2 separate regions of the Homo sapiens genome follow, and region 2 is linked to region 1. A link is a loop called in an ENCODE intact Hi-C map of the cell type or tissue named here. Cell type or tissue: natural killer cell. All regions are shown on one strand. Links, peaks and the distances in the headings refer to the core of each region. The heading gives the core; the rest is flanking DNA. Region 1 overlaps ITGAE (integrin subunit alpha E). Region 2 overlaps ITGAE (integrin subunit alpha E).

Evidence for each region. A loop is a pair of places that touch in the nucleus more often than their neighbours do. Peaks named below come from ENCODE experiments on the same cell type or tissue, not always from the same donor. Only the 100,000 strongest peaks of a DNase experiment are listed, where the experiment ranks them.
Region 2: it touches region 1 in a loop (7-fold over the local background); 4 of 110 quality-filtered maps call a loop at or near these places.

The regions. Positions count from the first base shown.
Region 1 is chr17:3,705,960-3,717,254 of GRCh38, forward strand. ITGAE (integrin subunit alpha E) reads right to left here. Exons shown (of 31, transcript NM_002208.5): 30 at 10,729-10,839; 31 at 8,669-8,983. The coding sequence ends at 8,888. It also overlaps a transcript of P2RX5 not described here. Among named protein-coding and RNA genes, the nearest start is that of HASPIN, 12 kb to the right of the region's middle. RefSeq lists a silencer at 4,863-5,063. In natural killer cell, for the core only: no CTCF peak of the experiment used is centred there; DNase peaks (open chromatin) are centred at 5,202 and 7,082; H3K27ac peaks cover 1,777 bases.
Region 2 is chr17:3,757,797-3,769,091 of GRCh38, forward strand. It overlaps ITGAE (integrin subunit alpha E), which reads right to left. Exons shown (of 31, transcript NM_002208.5): 3 at 6,073-6,164; 4 at 4,119-4,186; 5 at 3,607-3,724; 6 at 3,217-3,381; 7 at 2,376-2,491; 8 at 1,606-1,757; 9 at 1-63. Among named protein-coding and RNA genes, the nearest start is that of ITGAE, 38 kb to the right of the region's middle. RefSeq lists an enhancer at 5,883-5,982. In natural killer cell, for the core only: no CTCF peak of the experiment used is centred there; DNase peaks (open chromatin) are centred at 5,725, 7,143, 7,745, 9,175 and 1 weaker place; H3K4me3 peaks cover 998 bases; H3K27ac peaks cover 4,083 bases.

The DNA of each region.
Region 1 (11,295 bases), core at 1,318-9,317:
ATTTTTTTTTTTTTAAGACAGAGTCTCACTCTGTCGGCAGGCTGGAGTGCAGTGGCACAATCTCAGCTCACTGTGACCTCTGTCTCCTGGGTTCAAGTGATTCCCCTGCCTCACCTTCCTGAGTAGCTGGGACTACAGGCGCGCACCACCACGCCTGGCTAATTTGTTGTATTTTAGTAGAGACGGGGTTTCATCATGTTGGCCAGGACAGTCTCGATCTCCTGACCCCGTGATCTGCCTGCCTCAGCCTCCCAAAGTGCCGGGATTACAGGCATGAGTCATCACGCCTGGCCCCTGGGTAATTTTTATGTTTTCTGTACAGACAGGGTTTCGCCGTGTTGCCCAGGCTGGTCTCAAACTCCTGGGTTCAAGTGATCTGCCCACCTTGCGCTCTCAAAGTGCTGGGGTTACAGCTGTGAGCCACTGTGCCTGGCCCATAGAAGATTTCAACAGACGTAATTCCACCAGAGCAGTAAGTTAAAATTCGTCTCCTGAAGTAACTTACTCATCACCAAGACTCCAGGTCTGTGCTGAGTGCAGCCCATTGACAAAGTGTAACCAGATGAACACACACACTGATCTCATAATTAGCATCTCACAGGGTGCGGCTCCCACATCACCACCACCTGGAGCACATGCCGAAAAATGCGGAGGCCCAGATCCAAGCCAAGCTAGAGCGTCAGAGCCTTCGGGGGTCGGAGCAAGGAGCCAGTGTGATCTCGGCTCACCGCAATCTCTGCCTCCCGGGTTCAAGTGATTCTCCTGCCTCAGCCTCCCAAGTAGCTGGGACTACAGGTGCCCACCACCACGCCCGGCTAATTTTTGTATTCTTAGTGGAGACGGGTTTTCACCGTGTTAGCCAGGATGGTCTCCATCTCCTGACCTGGTGATCCGCCCGCCTCGGCCTCCCAAAGTGCTGGGATTACAGGCGTGCGCCACTGCGCCCACCTATAATCTTGATACCAACAGAAATTGTATATTCCTGTCACATTACAGCTACCGCAGGTATCTCAAAATATAATGTAAGCTCATCACCACTTTGGAAGTAGGGTAGTTATTAGACCTGCTGCTTTAAGGCATTAATAAAGATATACAAACATCTCTATATAAATTTTTAAAAACATTCTGATTGTTAGATTTCAATGTAATTGATTTTTATAAACTTTTATTGTTTAAAAATAAGCTGATAGACGGTTGGGAAAACGGGGCAAAACAAGCAGAGGAAAATGCTAACAGCAGAAACTAGGTGGTGGGCAGACCGGTGTTCACTGTAGAATTCGACTTTTCTGTATGTGTGAACATTTTCGTAATGCAACGTTTGGGAAAATACCTGACAAGGGGTTGCTGGACCACCAAAAGGATCTACAGCCCACCGAACAGTCAGAAACCCCTAACCTAGAGGTACTGGTGTCCTTAACCAGCTAGCCAATCCAGTCAGTTCTTCATCCGGGAGCCAAAAGACCCCAGGCCTGGGTATCCCAATTCCACTTAGGCTGGCAGCCTTTTGCCAGACTAAGAAATCAAAAAGGTTTGCAGCACCAAAGTGAGCCAGTGGTGTTTTCTCTCATTCATCCCAGCACTCCAACCTTAGCCTCAGATCTCACAGCTCTAAAGAGAGGAAAGATCACGCCGAGAAACCAAAGCCAAGAGCTCGAAAACGTCTGGCAGTTCTGGGAAGGACTAGTCCAGACCCCCCTCTCGGCCCTGGACAGAAGATGAGGCATCCACAGAGACCACACCTTCAGTCCCCCTGACTACTGTGCCCCCAGGACTGCAACTGGCTGCGGGGTCCTAGGAGATGGTTAACCAGGAATCTCGGCCAGACGCGGTGGCTCACGCCTGTAATCCCAGCACTTTGGGAGGCCGAGGCAGGTGGATCACGAGGTCAGGAGATCGAGATCATCCTGGCTAACACGGTGAAACCCTGTCTCTACTAAAAATACAAAAAATTAGTCAGGCTTGGTGGCGGGCGCCTGTAGTCCCAGCTACTTGAGAGGCTGAGGCAGGAGAATGGCGTGAACCCGGGATGCGGAACTTGCAGTGAGCCGAGATCATGCCACTGCACTCCAGCCTGGGTGACAGAGTGAGACTCCGTCTCAAAAAAAAAAAAAAAAAAAAAAACACCAGGAATCTCCTCCTCAGGGACAGAGGGAGGGCAAGGGCAGGGCCTCTCCCAGAAGCGGAAGGGCACCGTGGTCCTGTCTTCTCCCTGGTGGTACTTAGGAAGACTGTTTTTCAGACAGACCACCAATGATGACGGCTGCTTCCTAATGCCCACCACCTCATCTGTAAGACTTAGCTCCCCCACTTTGGAGAGCACATGGCTCTCTAATCCTATTAAAGTCAAATCACCCTTACTTGCCCAAAGGCTCAGAAGTTCAGAGGTAGAAATGCACCTCTTCTACCCCAGAAGCAGGGAGCAGCTCAGAAAAAGCTAATGAGAAAATACCAGGGTCATGTTGTTTGAACTGGACAAGAAAGAAAAAGCATAGAGGAAAAAAAAAAAAGTCATCTTAATTCATGGAAAAATACATGGCCTTGCCAACAGTCAAAGAAAAGTAAAACTGAAACTATAATTATATACCCATTAAGCAAACAAATTAAGTAAAAATGGAGATTCCAGAACAAGTTCACGCTGCTGATAACCACATAAAGTGGTCCGGTCTTTCTGGAAAGCACTTCGGCACTGCAGAGCAATTACAAAAAGTTTTTAATTCCACTCTTGGAAAAAGCTAAAAGGGCTTCTTTACAAATTGTGATTAATTCCCCAAAGATTATGTTAGCCCAAGATGATACCCTTCCCTCTATTCCCCCACCTGACCCCCAGCATTTAGCAGCAGCATTTAGCTTCTGACATGCATTCCTTGAAAACGGTCACAAATGGCAGAAGATACCATCTTATTTATGCAACCCCCCTCAAAAAAAAAAACCTTTGTACTTAGATATAAATATATATAAATACTTAGAGATGCACAGAATATGGTTTGGTTTTCTTTCTTTTCTTTTTTTTGAGACAGAGTCTTGCTCTGTCACCCAGGCTGTAGTGCAATGGCACAATCTTGGCTCACTGCAACATCCCCCTCCCGTGTTCAAGCGATTCTCCTGCCTCAGCCTCCCAAGGAGGTGGGATTACAGGCGCCTGCCACAACGCCAGGCTAATTTTTGCATTTTTAGTAGAGACAGGGTGTCACCATGTTGGGCAAGCTGGTCTCGAACTCCTGACCTCAGGTGATCCACCCACCTCGGCCTCCCAAAGTGCCCGGCTCAGAATATGGGTTTGGAAAGATACACGTTAAACCAGGTCATCTCAGCCTCTGAGGAAGAGCATTGAATGAAGCAAGGTTGCGACAAAGGCAAATTTTCACTTTTTACTGATTTCACTATGAGAAATGTACCTATTACTCATGTACTTTACAAAATTTGCTCCCACTAATAAAAAAACAAAGCAAGTCAACCGAAGTTGGGAATTGTCAATTTAGGTGCATCCTCCTGAACTCTGCTATTAGGACGACGATGCTTCCTGAAGTGATTAAGTTTCCCTAAGCCAGGCACAGTGGCACATGCCCTTAGTCCCAGCTACTGCAGATCACTTGAGCTCAGGAGTTCAAGTCCAGCCTGGGTAACAAGGTGAGACCCCAGTCTCCAAAAGTAAAAGTTAAAAAATTTTAATAGCCAGGTGCAGTGGAGGCTCAAGCCTGTAATCCCAGCACTTTGGGAGGCTGAGGTGGGTGGATCACGAGGTCAGGAGTTCGAGACCAGCCTAACATGGTGAAACCCCGTCTCTACTAAAAATGCAAAAATTAGCTGGGCATGGTGGCGGGTGCCTGTAGTTCCAGCTACTCGGGGGGCTGAGGCAGGAGAATCGCTTGAACCCAGGAGGCGGAGTTTGCAGTAAGCCGAGATCATGCTACTGCACCCCAGCCTGGGCGAAAGAGCGAGACTCTGTCTCAAAAAACAAACAAAGAAAAACAAAACAAAACAAACAAAAATTAATAAAATGAAAGTTTCCCTTGATTCCATATACTGAATCTGTTCCTAGTTCAAGTAATGGTAAAATTCTGGTGCCATTATAATATAATTATGACTAGAAGACCCAGAAAATCTTAACCAAATACCCCTCCTTGTAAATGTATTAGAGATGTGCACAGAATAATGCAGTAGTGCAGATTATTTAAGACTGCAGGAGGCCGGGCGTGGCGGCTCACGCCTGGAATCCCAGCACTTTGGGAAGCCGAGGTGAGCGGATCACTTGAAGTCGGGAGTTCAAGACCAGCCTGGTCAACATGGTGAAACCCAGTCTCTACTAAAAATACAAAAATTAGTTTGGTGTGGTGGCATGCACCTGCAGTCCCAGCTACTCAGGAAGCTGAGGCATGAGAATCGATTGAACCTGGGAGGCGGAGGTTGCAGTGAGCCGAGATCATGCTACTGCACTCCAGCCTGGGAGAAAGAGCAAGACTCTATCTCAAATAAATAAATAAATAAATAAATTAATAAAATGAAAGTTTCCCTTGATTCCATATACTGAATCTGTTCCTAGTTCAAGTAATGGTAAAATTCTGGTGCCATTATAATATAATTATGACTAGAAGACCCAGAAAATCTTAACCAAAAACCCCTCCTTGTAAATGTATTAGAGATGTGCACAGAATAATGCAGTAGTGCAGATTATTTAAGACAGCAGGAGGCCGGGCGTGGCAACTCACGCCTGGAATCCCAGCACTTTGGGAAGCCGAGGTGAGCGGATCACTTGAAGTCGGGAGTTCAAGACCAGCCTGGCCGACATGGTGAAACCCCATCTCTACTAAAAATACAAAAGTTAGTTGGGCGTGGCGGCATGCACCTGCAGTCCCAGCTAATTAGGAAGCTGAGGCATGAGAATCGATTGAACCCAGAAGGCGGAGGTTGCAATGAGCCGAGATCGCACCACTGCACTCCAGCATGAACGAGAGCGAGACCCTGTCTCAAAAAAACAAAACAAAACAAAAAAAACTGCTGTTCCCTCCAATAACTGCATCCAAAGTTCAGCGGGTCCCAGCTCAGTCCTTTTCTGGGTAGCAGAGTGGCCCTATGGCATGACTCACTGTTCTTGGATCTATGCAAGCTCTACCATTTCCTGTCCCAGGCAGAGGGTGAAAAGGAAATGAGAAAGGCCTAGCACCTAAAAGGCAGCTTGTAGAAGAAAGACCGGCTGGGAAAGTACCCCATGTGCTTTCTGTTCTCCTTTGCCCTGGTACAGGATAGTGAGTGCAGATTCGAATAACCTGTTTCTCTCATGATACCATCTGAACTTTGGAGGGATGAAACCAATGAAACCAAGCAGGTGTGAAAACCTAAATTGGCCACGTTATTTAGACCTCATTCAATTACGAGAAAAGGTTACTCCACAGGGCTGAGCCCAGCACTCATTCTTTTTTTTTTTTTTTTTTTTTTTTTTTTTTGAGACGGAGTCTCGCTCTGTCACCCAGGCTGGAGTGCAGTGGCGCGATCTTGGCTCACTGCAAGCTCTGCCTCCCGGGTTCAAGCGATTCTCCTGCCTCAGCCTCCAGAGTAGCTGGGATTACAGGCACCCACCACCACGCCCAGCTAATTTTGTATTTTTAATGAAGATGGGGTTTCTCCATGTTGGTCAGGCTGCTCTCAAGCTCCCGACCTCAGGTGATCTGCCCACGTCGGCGCCTCCCGAAGTGCTGGGATTACAGGCGTGAGCCACTGCGCCCGGCCTCATTATTTATTTATTTATTTATTTTTTTGAGACAGGGTCTCGCTCTGTTGCCCAGGCTGGAGTGCAGTGGCACGATCTCGTCTCACTGCAAACTCTGCCTTCTGGGTTCAAGCGATTCTCATGCCTCAGCCTCCTGAGTAGCTGGGACTACAGGTGTATGCCACAGACCTTGGCCCAAGCCATAGCATATGAATTTGTAAAATCTAACCATGTCGCACTTAAAAGTGTCTTCCTCCTCATTAAGTAGTTCCTGATGTAGTTCCCCCGATTACAGCTGCCTTGCTCTAACGCCAATTGGATCAGCACGACTCAGTAAGTCAATAACAAACAGGCTTCCCAGTGACGATGGAAGTGGGGTCTTATTTGCAATTTTAAAAAGTATAAAAAGCAGGGGCTTTTATATAATATGAAAACTTGGACACAACTCCTGAGCACAACAGGAAAATAAGTAAGCAAACTTACCTGTGTGTTTTCCCTCAAAGGCAAATTCCACTGAAACAACCCAAGAGTTACAAGGAAGGGGAAAAGCCTGTGGCAGCATTGGAAAACAGAGAACAATATCATCAAGTGACCGATAGCACAGACGGATTTCTGAACGAAATGAAGATGATGGAATCAGATCAACAGGGAAGCAGATGGTGCCCAACAGCCTAGTGATGTAACACTGGCAAGGTACGGGGCTCCATGAGAGGTGAATGGGCTGCTCCAACCAAGCCCTAGAAACTACCCAAAGGCAGAGCAGCCGGGGCTGGGATAACAGGCAGGTGTGAGGCAGGCAGAGGAGGGCCAGAAAAGCCCTCCCATTACAACCAGGTACACGGTTTACTTCTCAGAGCTCTCCACGTCCTAGTCAAAGAAGTAAGGGTAGCCAAAAGTAGAAATATCAGAAAGACTCCAAATTGCCATTATTTGCAAATAAAATTGTCTCCTTAGAAAAATCCCAAAGAATCAACTAAAGAGTGATTTAAAAACAGTTTGGCCGGGCCCGGATTTGGCTCATGCCTGTAATCCCAGCACTTTGTGAGCCTGAGGCGGGTGGATCACCTGAGGTCAGGAGTTCGAGACCAGCCTAACATGGTGAAACCCCATCTCTACTAAAAGTGCAAAAATTAGCTGGGCATGGTGGTGGGTCCCTGTAGTCCCAGCTACTCGGGAGGGTGAGGCAGGAGAATTGCTGGAACCCGGGAGGCGGAGGTTGCAGTGAGCAGAGATCACACCACTGCACTCCAGCGTGGGCGACAGAGTGAGACTCCGTCTCCAAAAAAACAAAACCACAGTTCAGTAAAATGGCCAGATAAGATAAACATTCAAAACCACCAACTGTTCTAAGTGCAAACTCTAAACAGTCGGGGGAAAAAACGGTATTTTCACACAGTAGCAACAAAAGCATAATAACAGGTCAGGCGCAGTGGCTCACGCCCCAACACTTTCAGAGGCTAAGGCAGGAGGATCACTTGAAGCCAGGAGTTTGAAATCAGCTTGGTCAACATAGCTAGATCCCATCTCTACAAAAGAAAAATTAAAAAATGAGCCGGGCATAGTGGCTTGCACCTGTAGTCCCAGCTACGCAGGAGGCTGAGGCAGAGGACGGCTTGAACCCAAAAGTTCAAGGCTGCAGCAACCTATGACTGCATCACTGCCCTCCAGCCTGGGCAACACAGTGAGACCCCCCCAAAATAAATAAACAAATAAAAATGCAGCTGGAAGTAAGTCTTTATAAATTAAGACCCCTTTGAAGAAAATTATAAAACCTTGCTGCAGAGTGTTTTTAAAAATCTCAGCATTGCCAGGCGCGGTGGCTCATGCCTGTAATCCCAGCACTTTGGGAGGCTGAGGCAGGTGGATCACCTGAAGTCAGGAGTTTGAGACCAGCCTGACCAACATGGAGAAACCCCATCTCTACTAAAAATACAAAATTAGCTGGGCGTGGTGGCGCATGCCTGTAATCCCAGTTACTCAGGAGGCTGAGGCAGGAGAATCGCTTGAACCCGGGAGGCGGAGGTTGCGGTGAGCCAAGATCACACCATTGCACACCAGTCTGGGCAGTAAGAGCAAAACTCTGTCTCAAAAAAAAAAAATAAAGTAAAATAAAAATTAAAAAATAAATCGCAGCAAGCGGAGTAGAAAGGAAATCTATAAAGATATCAATGCTCCCAAACTTAACCTGTATGTTTAAATTAAAACCCCAAAGAGTTTCTTCTGGAAATCTGAAAAATTGATACTTAAGAATTATCTGAAAGGATACAATCGATAATTTTTTTTTGAGACAGTCTTGCTCTTTTGCCCAGGCTGGAGTGCAATGGCGTGATCTTGGCTCACTGCAAGCTCTGCCTCCCAGGTTCACGCCATTCTCCTGCCTCAGCCTCCCGAGTAGCTGGGACTACAGGCACCTGCCACCGCACCCGGCTAATTTTTTTTATTTTTAGTAGAGACGGGGTTTCACCGTGTTAGCCAGGATGGTCTCCATCTCCTGACCTCGTGATCCACCTGCCTCAGCCTCTCAGAGTGCTGGGATTACAGGCGTGAGCCACCGCACCCCGCCTATTTTGTTTTTTTCTTTTTGAGATGGAGTCTCACTCTGTTGCTAGGCTGGAGTGCAGTGGCACGATCTCGGCTCACTGCAACCTCCGCCTCCCAGGTTCAAATGATTCTCCTGCCTCAGCCTCCTGAGTAGCTGGGACTACAGGCACCCGCCACCATGCCCAGCTAATTTTTGTATTTTTAGTAGAGATGGGGTTTCACCATGTTGGCTAGGATAGTCTCGATCTCTTGACCTCGTGATCTGCCTGCCTCAGCCTCCCAAAGTGCTGGGATTACAGGCGTGAGCCATCATGCCCGGCCACAATCTATCATTTTTTAAAAATAAGAATGAAAACTTGCCCTATCAGGCAAAATGTACTGCAAATCCTAAGTAATACTGTATTTCCAGATTAAAGGCACTACTGCAAAGAAAAGTGTAAATTTATTTAATACCAAATGTTTCCTAAGTTTACTTTTTGCACAATGCACAGACACTTTTGGGACAATGTATGGTTAAAAACTAATATTCTACCAACAGCTCCATGCTGCTCTAGATCATCCTGAAGGAAAAAGTAATGCAAAGGATGCTGGGTCTCCAAGTCCCAGGACTGGCTGATAGCCTCTCCCAGTGGATAGCAGGTCCTAATTCTCTTCTTCGAGCAGATTCTCTGATTTCAGCTGGGCCTTCCTGATGCTCTCCAAGTTCAGTTGTTGATATTTTCTTTTAAAAAAGCCACACTGAAACAAAGGAAGGAAAAGTCCAGTTACAGGCCAAAGATAGCCATCTGTTTCAGAAAACCGGCATTCTGGCTGTTGCCTAAATAGCCCCTATATTCCTCTGCTTCTCATACTTACTACTCCCTTCTCCTAACTTACTCTGAATCTCTCCTGGAGAGTCCAATCCTTCAAGACCTCTGGTGCTCATCCCTCAATCAGAACTGACTCCACCTTCCTCTGAACCCTGCTCTCCCGAGCAGCTGAACCTTTTTAACTTATTTTGCAAAGCATGATAATTTCGGCTGTACTGGATCTAATCTTATTTATGCAAAAATACTCAGTATAGCCTATGATGCTGAAGACAGAAGGAGATCAAGTACAGCTTCCTACATCAAGCTCATCATCTAGTAGGAAAAAGAGATAATTACAACACAGTGTGATGACTGCCATTTGGAAGGGTTTCTAGAAGGGAGCTCACAGCAAACACACAGAAGCCAGCACAGAGGACTCAGGAGTCTCTAGACCGCTTTCAGGGAAGACAGTGAGTGAAGTGAGCAGTCATGGAGGGCATTCCTGACAAGAAAAGCAGCCTACGCGTACGCAGAGGCACGAACCTATTTAGGGAATAGTTTGACTTGTTGGGAGAAAAAAGCAAGGTCAGGTGCTTATGCCTGTAACCCCACCACTTCGGGAGGCCAAGATGAGAAGATGGCTCGAGCCCCGGAGTTTGAGACCAGCCTGGGCAATATAGGGAGACCTCATCTCCACAAAATTAAAATTAAAAAATTAGCTGGGTGTGGTGGCATGCACCTGAGTAACAGTCCCAGTTACTCAGGAGACTAAGATGGGAGGATCACCTGAGCCTAGGAGTACGAGGCTGCAGTGAGCCCTTAACTGTGCCACTGAGCTCCAGCTTGGGGGACAAAGACCCTGGTGTTTATTTTTAAAAAAGAGGCTGGGAGTGGTGGTTCATGACTGTAATCCCAGAACTTTGGGAGGCCGAGGCGGGAGGATCACAAGGTCAGGAGTTTGAGACCAGCCTGGCCAATATGGTGAAACCCCGTCTCTACTAAAAATACAAAACAATTAGCCAGGCATGGTGGCACATTCCTGTAATCCCAGCTACTCAGGAGGCTGAGGCAGGAGAATCTCTTGAACCCGGGGTCAGGGTGGGGGGAAGGGAAGGTTGCAGTGAGCCGAGATCGCACCACCGCACTCAAGCCTGGGCGAAAGAGCGGAACTCCGTCTCAAAAAAAAAAAAGAAAAAAAAGCAACACTTAAGGGCAGAGACGGGTAGCGGACAGAGAGGAGAGGATCTTAAATAGCAGTAGAAGAGTTTGCACATTAAGACAGGGGAAGGCAAGGAAAAGATTTCAACAGGGGAACAACAGTCACATCTGTTTTAAGGCCTTACCGTTAAGGCCTCTTCCAAGTAAGTTATAAATGCTGGCCTAGGGTTGACCTTCCAGGCCCTATTGAACTCACAGGTAACCGAACATAACAGTATTAAGTTCTGGGCCTTGAGAATAGGGAGGTACCAAAGAAATATATATAAAATCACTCTTTATAACTCAGAGTTTTCTCTTTTCAGACAGATACTGTTTTACTCATTTGTCTAAATGGGGGTGTGCAGTTGAAGGAGGAGAAAAAAGTGGCCACGAGGCCAGGGCAGCTGCTCTAAGTCAGAGGTTGGCTGTCCTAAGGAGTTCTGTGCCCAAAACTAGAGCCCAGTCTTCCCTCACTGTGATGCCATGAGTAGAACTGACCTTGAACAGGATGACCAGAATCACGATCAACACCAGAAGTCCACCAACGCTGCCTTTAATGATGATAGGCAAAGAATGGTACTTCTCATCTTTCAGGAAGACGACAGTGATCTAGACAAGACAAAGAGATCGCCCAATAAATCAGGTGAAGCAAACAAGGAAAAAATCCTACATGTTATTTTAAGGAGCAAAATACGAGGACTTGGCAACAACCCGTGTATTGATCAAAGCTGATGACAGTAAAGCAAAAAGCTAGATATTCCCTGATGCAGCATTTTAGATCATCTAAAACTATCCAATCACCCAAATACTTCGTAAGAAACTATTCTGGCCCCTTATCTAGAAGGGCTAGGTCTGTCAGGAGATTATGACCTTCTGTTAAAGATGCTCTGACAGCTTGAAAGAGGGTCCCACGGAATCCGGTCTCAACACAGGACTGTGAGGCTGTCACGCCGCTACACTGCTCTATGTCCCTGAGCCCCGTGCCTATGCTCTTTAAAATGATGACTTCCTTTAAATGATCTCCAAGTCCTTTCCAACTCCGTTCTGACGGCTCTTTTTGATCTT
Region 2 (11,295 bases), core at 2,142-10,141, 53 kb after region 1:
AGCACCACCATGACCTTGGATGCCTTTCTCCTGGAGCCGTGGCTTGAGGTGAAGATGCTGTCTCTAAGCAGGGGAGAGTAAATGAAGAAGAGAGCTTTGCCAGAAGGATGACCGAGCTCCAGGAGAGACTTTATTCTCTGACCTGTATTAGAATTGGGAGGGTTCACAATCCTCCCGAAAGACCCAGAGAAGGGGGTGATGCCCCCTTAAGTCACGCAGCGAGGCTGGGCAGAGGGAGGGCTGCAACACAGGTGTTCTTGCTTCTCACCTGCTCCCAGCAGGAAGGTACTGCCTGGCAGTCCATTCCTCTTGTGTGCGTACAGGAAGACTCATGATATTAAAACGATAGATAATACTCACATGGCACTTATCATGTGCCAGGCACTGTTGTAAACACTGTATATTTTAAGCCATCCAACCATCACAAAATCTATCAGGCAAGTGCTATTATTTTTCTTTCTTTTTTAGAGACGGCGTCTCACTCTGTCACCCAGGCTGGAGTGCAGTGGTGTGATCATGGCTCACTGCATCCTTGAACTTCTGGGCTCAAGCAATCCTCCTGCCTCAGCTTCCTGAGTAGCTGGAACTATAGGCACAAGCCACTGCTCCAAGCTGTGAGTACTATTATTATTCTCATTTTATTTATTTATTTTTATTATTATTATTATTGAGATAGATGGAGTCTCGCTCTGTCACCCAGGCTGGAGTGCAATAGCACGATCTCAGCTCACTGCAACCTCTGCCTCCCGAGTTCAAGCAATTCTCCCTGCCTCAGCCTCCCGAGTAGCTGGGATTACAGGCACCTGCCACCACACCCAGCTAACTTTGTATTTTGAGTAGAGACGGGGTTTCACCATGTTGGCCAGGCTGGTCTTGAACTCCTGACCTCAGGTGATCCACCTGTGTTGGCCTCCCAAAGTGCTGGGATTACAAGCATGAGCTACCACGCTCAGCCTATTTTTCTCATTTTTAAAGTGAGGAAACTGAAGCACAGGTCACAAGGTCCTTCAGTTTGCCCGGGGTCACACAGATACAAACCAGAGCTGAGGCCGGGCGCGGTGGCTCACGCCTGTAATCCCAGCACTTTGGGAGGCCGAGGCGGGCGGATCACGAGGTCAGGAGATCGAGACCATCCTGGCTAACATGGTGAAACCCCACCTCTATTAGAAATATAAAAAATTAACTGGGCGTGGTGGTGGCCGCCTGTAGTCCCAGCTACTCGGGAGGCTGAGGCAGGAGAATGGTGTGAACCTGGGAGGCGGAGCTTGCAGTGAGCTGAGATCGTGCCACTGCACTCCAGCCTGGGTGACAGAGCAAGACTCCATCTCAAAAAAAAAAACAAAAAAAAAAAACCAGAGCTGAGATTTGAACCCAGCCAGCCTGTCCACTGAGCACTCTGCTCTCCTGCATCTCACAAGAGGAAGTCTTTGGAAGACTTTTTGGAGGACAGCCTTGAGGTGTCATCCCTCACGTTCTCTCTCGGCCAGGGAAAGGCTGGAGCCCTAATTCTCTTCTCCTGCGGTTCTGGCCAGCCACTTCCTCCATGAGTGATGCCACAGAGACTCTGGGCATGGCCAGAATAATTCCTGCAGCCCCCACACTCACAAGACGTGTTGCATGGCTGAGGCAGTCTTGGTGACACTCCCCACTTGAGTGATGTTCTGGACTCTGGCGAGGGAGGCCATCACATCCTGGCTGTCCCGAAGGTCAAACTCAGTCTGGATCACTCCTCCATACTGCACCAAGGCAAAGTTGCACTGCAGGGGATGGGCAGGAGGGCAGGAGGTTGGAAGAATTGCCACCTCTGCCCCTGAAATGTCTCCCGCTGGAAGCAGCAGAAAAATCCACTCCTTCTACCTTATCCCTGGGCAGAAAGAGATGCTAAGGCAGAGCAAAATCTCTAAGCGAGTAGGGGTGGAGAAGGGTGCGATAGTAAAGGCCCCCAGTGAATCACAGACTTCTCCCCAGCTCCCTGTGTAGTGCCCTCCATACTGACGATGGGATTGGTCATGTGACTGGCTTTGGCCAATAAGACATCAGCAAATGTGATGTAATTAGAGACTTGAAAAATACTTGCATGCATTGGATCTGGCCCTCTTAGAATGTTGCTGCCACGAAAAAGTTGGGCTGGCCTGCTAAAGACACATGGTCCAGACAAGTAAGTGAGGTCATCTTAGGCCATCCAGCCCCAGTCAAGCAACCAGACGCCTGCAGCTCCAGGGTAACTCCAGGCAAGATGGACAGAAGAATCATCCAGCTGAGCCCAGCCCAAGTATGTGACCCATAGAATTGTGAGCAAATGTGGTGATTGTTGTTCTGAGGTAGGGTGATTCTCAGCAATAGATAAGTGTTAACCAGCTCTTAGGGAAGCCCACCTCAAAACACTTTTCATAGAAGTTCCTCATCATGTTGGAGATGAAGTCTTTGGCTCTCTGAAAGTCTGGGGGATCAATGCTTCCTGAGCCATCCAGGATGATGGCAATCTCGGTGCCTGGCCAAGACAAACAGGTCAGGAGTGGGCATGGGATGTGAGGCAGATGTAAGGGTAGCATGTGTAGGGCATGCACCCCCACTGCAGCCCTGACAACCAGCTCAGTTCAGGGAAGAAGTTGGAGAAGCTCCCAAGAGGGAAGCTTTTTTTTTTTTTTTTTTTTTTTTTTTGAGACAGAGCTTCACTCTGTTGCCCAGGCTGGAGGGCAGTGGTGGGATCTCAGCTTACTGCAGCCTCCGCCTCCCGGGTTCAAGCAATCCTCCTGCCTTAGCCTCCCAAGTAGCTGGGACTATAATGCACACCACCATGCCTGGCTAATTTTTGAATTTTCTAGTAGAGTTGGGGTTTCACCATGTTGGCCAGGCTGGTCTTGAACTCCTGACCTCAAGTGATCCGCCCACTTCAGCCTCCCAAAATGCTGGGATTACAGGCATGAGCCACCTCACCTGGCCCCAAGAGAGAAGCTTTTGTCTCCCCCTTCAAAAAGAGAGCTAGAACCTGGTCAGGCTTTGTGTGCTGTGTGAGCCATTCCCATCACTACCACTCTCTGAGCCTCAGTTTCCCCACTTATAAGAAAGAGTGGGTGGAGCTGGTACAGGTCAGGTCTGTAAAGTCCAGCCACTGCTCCCCATCTCTCAGACTGAGGCACCCCTCACCCTTGGAGGCCACCAGCCTAGGAATTGGCTCTGATAGACTCAGAGCAACCCAGATCTGCCTCTTCTCACCAGCTTCCTCCTCCTCCTCGTCTTCCTCCTCCTCCTTGTCTTCCTCCTCCTCCTTCTCCAGAGCCCGGCGCTGCCTGGCTGTGTTCACATCGTCTTCTCCACCGCCTTCTTTGTTGCTGTAGCAGTCTCCAGTGTCCACACGTGCATCTGGATCCAGGAGATTTTCTTTAAAAACACACATGGAAGAGCTCAGAGTCAGAAAGGCTCCATCCTCGCCTGAGCACGCTCACACATGGTTCTGCCCTGATTCCTTTCACGTGATGCCTCAACCCTGCCTTGCTCCACTGTGGGCCTGCGTCCCACTGCATCTGCCGTGAGCTGGTGCCTTTTCTTGGAGACCAAGGAGATCTCTTTAGAGCTATCCAAGGCCAGTGAATGTCCAATCCTTACCAAGGTCGAAGAAGTTGGCCTGAGCCTGGGGACGGAGGTCAGGGCCCAGGAGGCTACAGGTGCCTGTGAGTTCTGAGCTGAGGCTGTGAGGCCGCCGGACCAGCACTTGAATGCATATCTGTGGGAGGGAAGAGAGGGTGGGGAAACACCAGGTCACCTCCCGATTCCCGAGCCACAGCCACATTCTCACCCCCATTCCAGAACTCAGTGGCTCAACCAGGCAGGGGGCACAGGAAGAGCTGGCCCACCCCTCACCGGGTGTAGGAGTCAGTGTTGGCATCAAGGCCGAGGCCGACACCTGCAGGAGTGTGCTGGGTCACAGGGAATACCTAGGTCAGCCCTGGTATCAGGGTGGTCAGAGCTACAGTCAGCCCTGGGGTTGGCACCAGGGAGACGCTAGACTCAGCCTCGGGAACAGCATGGCAGTCAGAACTGGTCTCAACACCAGGGTCAACCACGAGGGCTAGCACCAGCCTCCCTAAGGCCCTCCCTCCTCTCGCTCCTGCACTCACCAAAACACCGTGGTGGCTCCGGACAACGGTCACTCCCCGGTGCCTCCCCTTGGGGATGGGGACATGCTCTGAAAAAGTTAAGCCCAGGTGAGGAGGAGGAGGGGACTCTGGGAGGCAGAGACCCGAAGCCAAGGTCAGAGGGCACAGAGCCACCTTGGTCAGGCCCCCATGAGGAACTGTTGGCCACTCAGAGAAGCCTCTAGAAAGCTAGAGCGGGGGCCTTCAAGGTCAGGACTGGACACGTTCAGGGCCGAGTGCCCATCCCCGGGGCTCATTTGCTGACCCTTTCAACACGTGCCCATTGACGTCTGCTCTGTGCCCAGCCTTGTGAGCGTGGTGATGGGCGTCCAGCAACAGCGGATGCCTGCTGCTTTTCCTCAGTGGGTTTGGTCGGGCAGGTGGGTGGAGAAGCACTGCCTGGTGGGTATGTAAGTGCCAAGGAATGTGCAAGATACCGTGGGACTGGCTGTGTGGACCAAGGAACCCCCCAGCCTCACAGACCCATCCTGGGGAATCTTACTGCCCCCAGCCTCAGGGGCAGAAATGGTAGCTCCTTCCTCGTCCTCCCCACTGTCAGCCTCAGGATACTGTCTTATTTTTCAGTCATGGAATCACTCAGTCAACCCTGCTGGACTGAGATTGAGTCTGTTCAACTCAGTGCCTCTCAGACAAGGATTTTTTTTTTTTTTTTTTTTTTTTTTGAGACAGAGTCTTGCTCTGTCGCCCAGGCTGGAGTGCAGTGGCGCAATCTCGGCTCACTGCAAGCTCCGCCTCCCAGGTTCACGCCATTCTCCTGCCTCAGCCTCCTGAGTAGCTGGGACTACGTGTGCCCGTCACCACACCTGGCTAATTTCTTTTTGTATTTTTAGTAGAGACGGGATTTCACCGTGTTAGCTAGGATGGTCTCGATCTCCTGACCCATGATCGGCCCACCTCAGCCTCCCAAAGTGTTGGGATTACAGGCATGAGCCACCGTGCCTGGCAGGATTTTTTTTTTTTAAACAGTCTTGCTCTGTTGCCCAGGCTGGAGTCCAGTGGTGCAATGTCAGCTCACTGTAACCTCCACCTCCTGGGTTCAAGCGATTCTTCTGCCTCAGCCTCCCAAATAGCTGGGATTGTAGGCATGCACCACCACGCCTGGCTGATTTTTGTATTTTTGGTAGAGATGGGGTTTCATCATATTGGCCAGGCTGGTCTCGAACTCTGGACCTCAAATGATCTACCCGCCTTGGCCTCCCAGTGTGCTAAGATTACAGGCGTGAGCCACGGCGCCCAGCCTCAGACAAGACAAGGATTCTATTTATTTATATATATATAGCCAAGAGGTTGTCAGTAAATCTGTGACCTGAGTTTGACTGGGTAGGATGGATAGAGTTTAATGAGTGAATCAGGTTCATTCATTCATTCATTCATTCATTCATTCAAATGGCATTTATTGAGTACCTAATATATGTCAGGCCCCATGCTAGTTACTAGGGTGGCCACAGTTAGACTGAATATGTAGGGGGTGAATTGCACTGAGGTGTGATGACTTGCATCAGGAAGGGCTAGAGTTTCGAATCAGCCACCAACACTAAAAGTGTGAACTTTGTCATACTGGCAACCAAAAGACCTACATTCTCTGAACTGTAGCTTCCTCTCTTATAAATGGCGCGGTTTTGAGGATGAAAACAGAATGACTCAGAGGACTGCCGGGCACAGGGTGGGCACGCAATACGCTGTAGGTATCATTTCTGTTGCTAGGACTGTGTCAGGAAAGGTGGCTGGGGATTAGGATTGGGTTGGGGTGGGACTGGGCATTGGGATGGAATCTTGCTGTGGGTTATGCTGGAGTCTAGGGGTGAACGGGCTGGATGAGGCAGGGCTGGGGTTGGAATGGTTTGAGTTTAGATGAGGGGGATTTTGCTAGAAAGGGGGTCCTGGGGAGCATTCCCTGGAGTTGGGGCTGACTTACCTACAGGATGGCAAAGGATTTCATCCTGGACAAGGGAACATCGATGGAGGGGCCCTGGTGTCCTCTTGGTTCTGGGGCTGGTGACCAGGAGCCTGAGTGGGAGGGGAGGTTGCAAAGCTGAGCTGGCTGATGTTCCTCGTCTTCTCCCTGCCTGCCCAGCACCCTTCCCATTCCAGTTGCCTGCACTCACAAGCTCCCTGTCTGGCCGGCAGATTCCTAGCCCAGACTCTGGATTATGGGGAAGACATTTGCCCAACCTCTGCTTCTACACAGCACCAGGCAGGAAATGGTTAAATGCAACCCCTCTCTGCCTGCTGCCCACCCTGACAAAGAAGGGGTGATACTGATGGTTAATAAAAACTCTGCTCTCTTATGGGGACAGGGATGGGGAGGCCAGAAAACCACCAGCGTTGGGGTTGGTTCTGTTGGGGGCAGTGCTGGCTTCCTCGTGGGCCACCCAGGGGGCCTGCCCTGCCTGGCCTTAGTTCCTGAGAAGAGTACGCTGGTGCCCCTATCCTGTGGGTCAGTCAGAACTGGAGGTTTGGAGGCCGGGCGCGGCGGCTCACGCCTGTAATCCCAGCACTTTGGGAGGCTGAGGCAGGTGGATCATCTGGGGTCAGGACTTTGAGACCAGCCTGATCAATATGGTGAAACCCCGTGTCTACTAAAAATACAAAAATTAGCCGGGCATGGTGGCGTGTGCCTGTAGTCCCAGCTACTCAGGAGGCTGAGGCAGGAGAATTGCTTGAACCTGGGAGGCAGAGGTTGCAGTGAGCGGAGATCACGCCACTGCACTCCAGCCTGGGGGACAGAGTGTGACTTCGTCTCATAAATAAATAAATAAATAAAAGAACTGGAGGTTTGGGGGTGGCTGCCTCAGCCTGATTAAGGCAGCCTCAAGAGCTGCGCCTCCTGACTGCAAACTTCTTGCCCCCACCCAGGCCCAGTCCAGGGAGACGGCAGATTCCAGGGACAGCCTCAACATTCTCACCATCCACGTTACCCAGGAGAACTGGGCTGTCCTGAGACAGACAGTGAGCTCCGGGGGTTGTCATAGGGGATGGTGGGGAGGGGACGAGGGGCTTGGTGGTTAACAGTGAACCAAGTCCAAGGTCTTTCTGCAGAGGGCAGTAGAAGTCATGGAGGACTTTATAAAGGGGAAGCACATGATTAGCTGTGCTTTCAAAAGCTCATGATGAGGCCGGGCGCGGTGGCTCACGCCTGTAATCCCAGCACTTTGGGAGGCCGAGGCAGGCAGATCACGAGGTCAGGAGATCGAGACCATCCTGGCTAACATGGTGAAACCCCGTCTCTACTAAAAATACAAAAAATTAGCCGGGCGTGGTGGCGGGTGCCTGTAGTCCCAGCTACTCGGGAGCCTGAGGCAGGAGAATGGTGTGAACCCAGGAGGCAGAGGTTGCAGTGAGCCGAGATCACGCCACTGAACTCCAGCCTGGGTGACAGAGCGAGACTCTGTCTCAAAAAAAAAAAAAAAAAAAAAAGGTCATGATGTGGCTACAGTGGGTTGGGACAGACTAAAGAGCACAGGAAGGTGGGGCAGAAATGAGATACCGTCTCCACTTCCTCAACTCCTATCACTCTACATTTTAATACATTATGAAATATATTCACGTATCGGCATGGCTTACAGAATAATAAGAAAGTCTGCACCTGTGCGTCCATCCGCCCACCCACAACTGAACCCACCCCAAGCTGACTTCCCACCCTCTGAGTCAGTTCCTGTGAAGGTCACCAGGGGCCCCCACAATGCCACATCCAACGGACCGCTCTCTGTCCTCATCTTCCTCAACCTCTCAGAAGCCCCAAACATGAGTAACCATCTCCTTCGAACACTTTTTTCTAGATTTCTGCCTACTCTCTCCTCATTCCTCAAGGCTTCGCTGGTGCCTTCGCGGTCTGACCTCTATCTGCCACCAGGATCTGGGGGCTGGGTCACTGTCTTCCTTGCCGGCACACTCTCCCTAGTGATCCCTTCCAAGCCCATGGCTTCAATACACCTATAACGGCTGAAATTCCCACCTCTCCATCTGCTATCGTAGGCAGAATAATGGCCCCCCAAAGAAGGCCACGTCCTAATCCCCAGAACCTGTGAATATGTTGCCTTTTATGGCAAAAGGGACTTCGTAGATGTGAGTTAATAAATTAAGGATCATGAGATGGGGGGGTTATCCTGGATTATCTAGGTGGGCTCAGTGAAATCACAAGGGTCCTTCTATGAGGGAGGCCCCGAAAACGGTGGCATGGGCGAGCCGCAGGGACTCAGGGGGACGTTGAGGCAGGCAGAGGGGAGAAGTGGCGAGACTGCAGGGAATGCTGGGAGCCTCCCAAGGAGGCCTCTCCCATCCCAGAAGCCCCCAGGGCTGTCCTGGCTGGGCTGTAAAGCCCCAGTGTAATCACAAAAGTCCTTCTAGGAGGGAGGCAGGAGAATCAGAGTCGGAGAAAGTTGTGAAGCTTGCTATGCTGCAGGCCTAAGGAGGAGGAGGAGCCCGTCAGCCAAGGAATGCAAGCAGCTTCTAGAAGCCTAAAAAGGCAAGAAAACAGATTCTCCCCCAGAGCTTCTAGAAGGGACCCAGCCCTGCTGATAGCTTTTCAGACTTCTGACCTCCAAAACTACAAGATAATAAACTTGCAGCTGGGCTCAGTGTCTCACACCTGTCATCCCAGCACTTTGGGAGGCCGAGGCAGGCGGATCACCTGAGGTCAAGAGTTCAAGACCAGCCTGGCCAACAGGGTGAAACCCCGTCTCTACTAAAAATACAAACATTAGCTGGGCATAGTGGTGAAAGCCTGTAATCCCAGCTACTCGGGAGGCTGAGGCAGGAGAATCACTTGAACCTGGGAGGTGGAAGTTGCAGTGAGCTGAGATCTCACCACTGCACTCCAGCCTGGGTGAAAGAGTGCAAAATAATAATAATAATAATAATAATAATAATAATAATAATAATAATAATAATAATAAACCTGTGTTGTTGTAAGCCACTACATTTGTGGTAACTTGTTACAGCGTCGATAGGAAACAAACAGAACCTGTGGTCTTTCCTGTCAAGCCTGCTTCTTCTCATCTTCCCCGCCACAGCAAATGGCACCAGCAACCACTAAGTTCTCAAGGCAAAACCCAGGAGGCATCCTCACTTCGTCGTGTTTTCACTCATGCCCTACATCCAATCCACCTGCCAACCCTGTTGGTTCTCTCTCCAAATTCTTTTTTTTTTTTTTCTTTTTTTGAGATGGAGTTTCACTCTTGTCGCCCAGGCTGGAGTGCAATGGCACGATCTCGGCTCACTGCAACCTCCACCTCCTGGGTTCAGGCGATTCTCCTGCCTTGGCCTCCCAAAGTGCTGCGATTACAGGCGCCCGCCACCATGACCAGCTAATTTTCGTATTTTTAGTACAGATGGGGTTTTCACCATGTTGGCCAGGCTGGTCTTGAACTCCTGACCTCAGGTGATCCACTCACTTCGGCCTCCCAAATTGCTGGGATTACAGGTGTGAGCCACCACACCCGGCCAATTTTTGTATTTTTAGTAGAGACAGGGTTTCACCATGTTGGCCAGGCTGGTCTTGATATCCTGACCTCAGGTGATCCACCCACCTCAGCCTCCCAAAGTGCTGGAATTACAAGCATGAGCCACCGTGCCTGACTCTCCAAATTATTTCTAGAAAGCAACTCTTCTCCAGATGCTCCTTCCATCATCGTCCTGCCTTGTTGATGGTAATAGCCTCCTGTTATTTTGTGGGGTTTGTTTGTTTTTTAGGTAGTGTCTTGCTCTGTTGTCCAGGCTGGAGTGCAGTAGTGTGATCACAGCTCACTGCAGCCTTGACCTCCCGGGCTCAGCAATCCTCCTACCTCAGCCTCACAAGTTGCTGGGCCTACAGGAGCGAGTTACCTTGCCCAGCTAATTTTGTTAATTTGTCTATAGAGATGAAGTCTCACTGTGTTGCCCAAGCTGATCCTGGGCTCAAGCACTCCCACCTTGGTCTTCCAAAGTGTCAGAGAAAGATGCAAAGCTTACTATGCTGCAGGCTTGAGGAGGAGGAGGCCGTGAGCCAAGGAATGCAGGCAGCTTCTAGAAGCCAAATAAGGCAAGAAAACAGATTCTCCCCCAGAGCTTCTAGAAGGGACCCAGCCCTGCTGACACCTTTTCAGACTTCTGGCCTCCAAAACTACAAGAAAACTTCTATATTAATAGAAGTGAGCCACTGTGCCTGGCCCACTTATTTGGTTTTTAATTTACTCATGTAATTTTTTTTTTAAGACAGAGTCTCCTTCTGTCACCTAAGTTGAAGTACAGTGGCATGATCACGGTTCACTGCAGCCTTGACCTCCCAGGCTCAAGCGATCCTCCCACCTCAGTCTCCCAAGTAACTGGGACCACAGATGCGTGCCATCACACCTGGCAAATTTTCTTATGTTTTGTAGAGATGGGGTTTTGCCATGTTGCCCAGGCTAGTCTCGAACTCCTGGGCTCAGGTAATCTTCCTGCCTTGGCCTCCCAAACTGCTGGGAGTGAGCCTAGTGAGTTACAGTGAGTTTCAGGCATGAGCCACAGCACCTGGCCCACTCATGTAGTTTACACCAATGTCCCTTCTGTCAGTGGCAGCCCCAGTTCCTGGGTGACCAGCGCCAGCATTTCCTGCCTCAGGCCCTCCACGGCGCTGTTCCCTCCACGGCACTGTTCCCTCCACCGCGCTGTTTCCTATTCCCAGAGCCCTCACCTTCCACTCTCCCCAAGGTTGGCTTATTCTCCTTCCCCAGCCTCGCCTGTCACCTCCTCATAAATGCTTTCTCTACCCAGCCGTGCCTCACAACCCAGTTACTCTGCTTCACATCACCCTGTTTGATTTCCTTCTCAGAACCTGCCATCATCTGATAGTGCCTATTATCTGTCTCCCCACGAGACAGTAGGCTCCCGAAGGATCTTGTCTATCTTCTTCACTGTGTTATTCCCAGGGTCTGGAGCAATGCCTGGCACAGAACAAGGGCTCAGTAAGTGTTGAGTGACTATTGAACAACAGCCCAGGCAACAGCTGAGGGGGCTCATCTGGGGCAGGGCTGAGGGGCGGAGGGCTGGGTGCAGCAGAGAGCTGCTCCTCTGTTCCGGCTCTGCAGCTGAGCCCCCAAATTAGGTTGCTTCCTTAGCAACCCTGCCTCTCTCCCCAGCCCCGACCTCAGCCCTAGACCCAGCATCTCCTTCCCTGCTC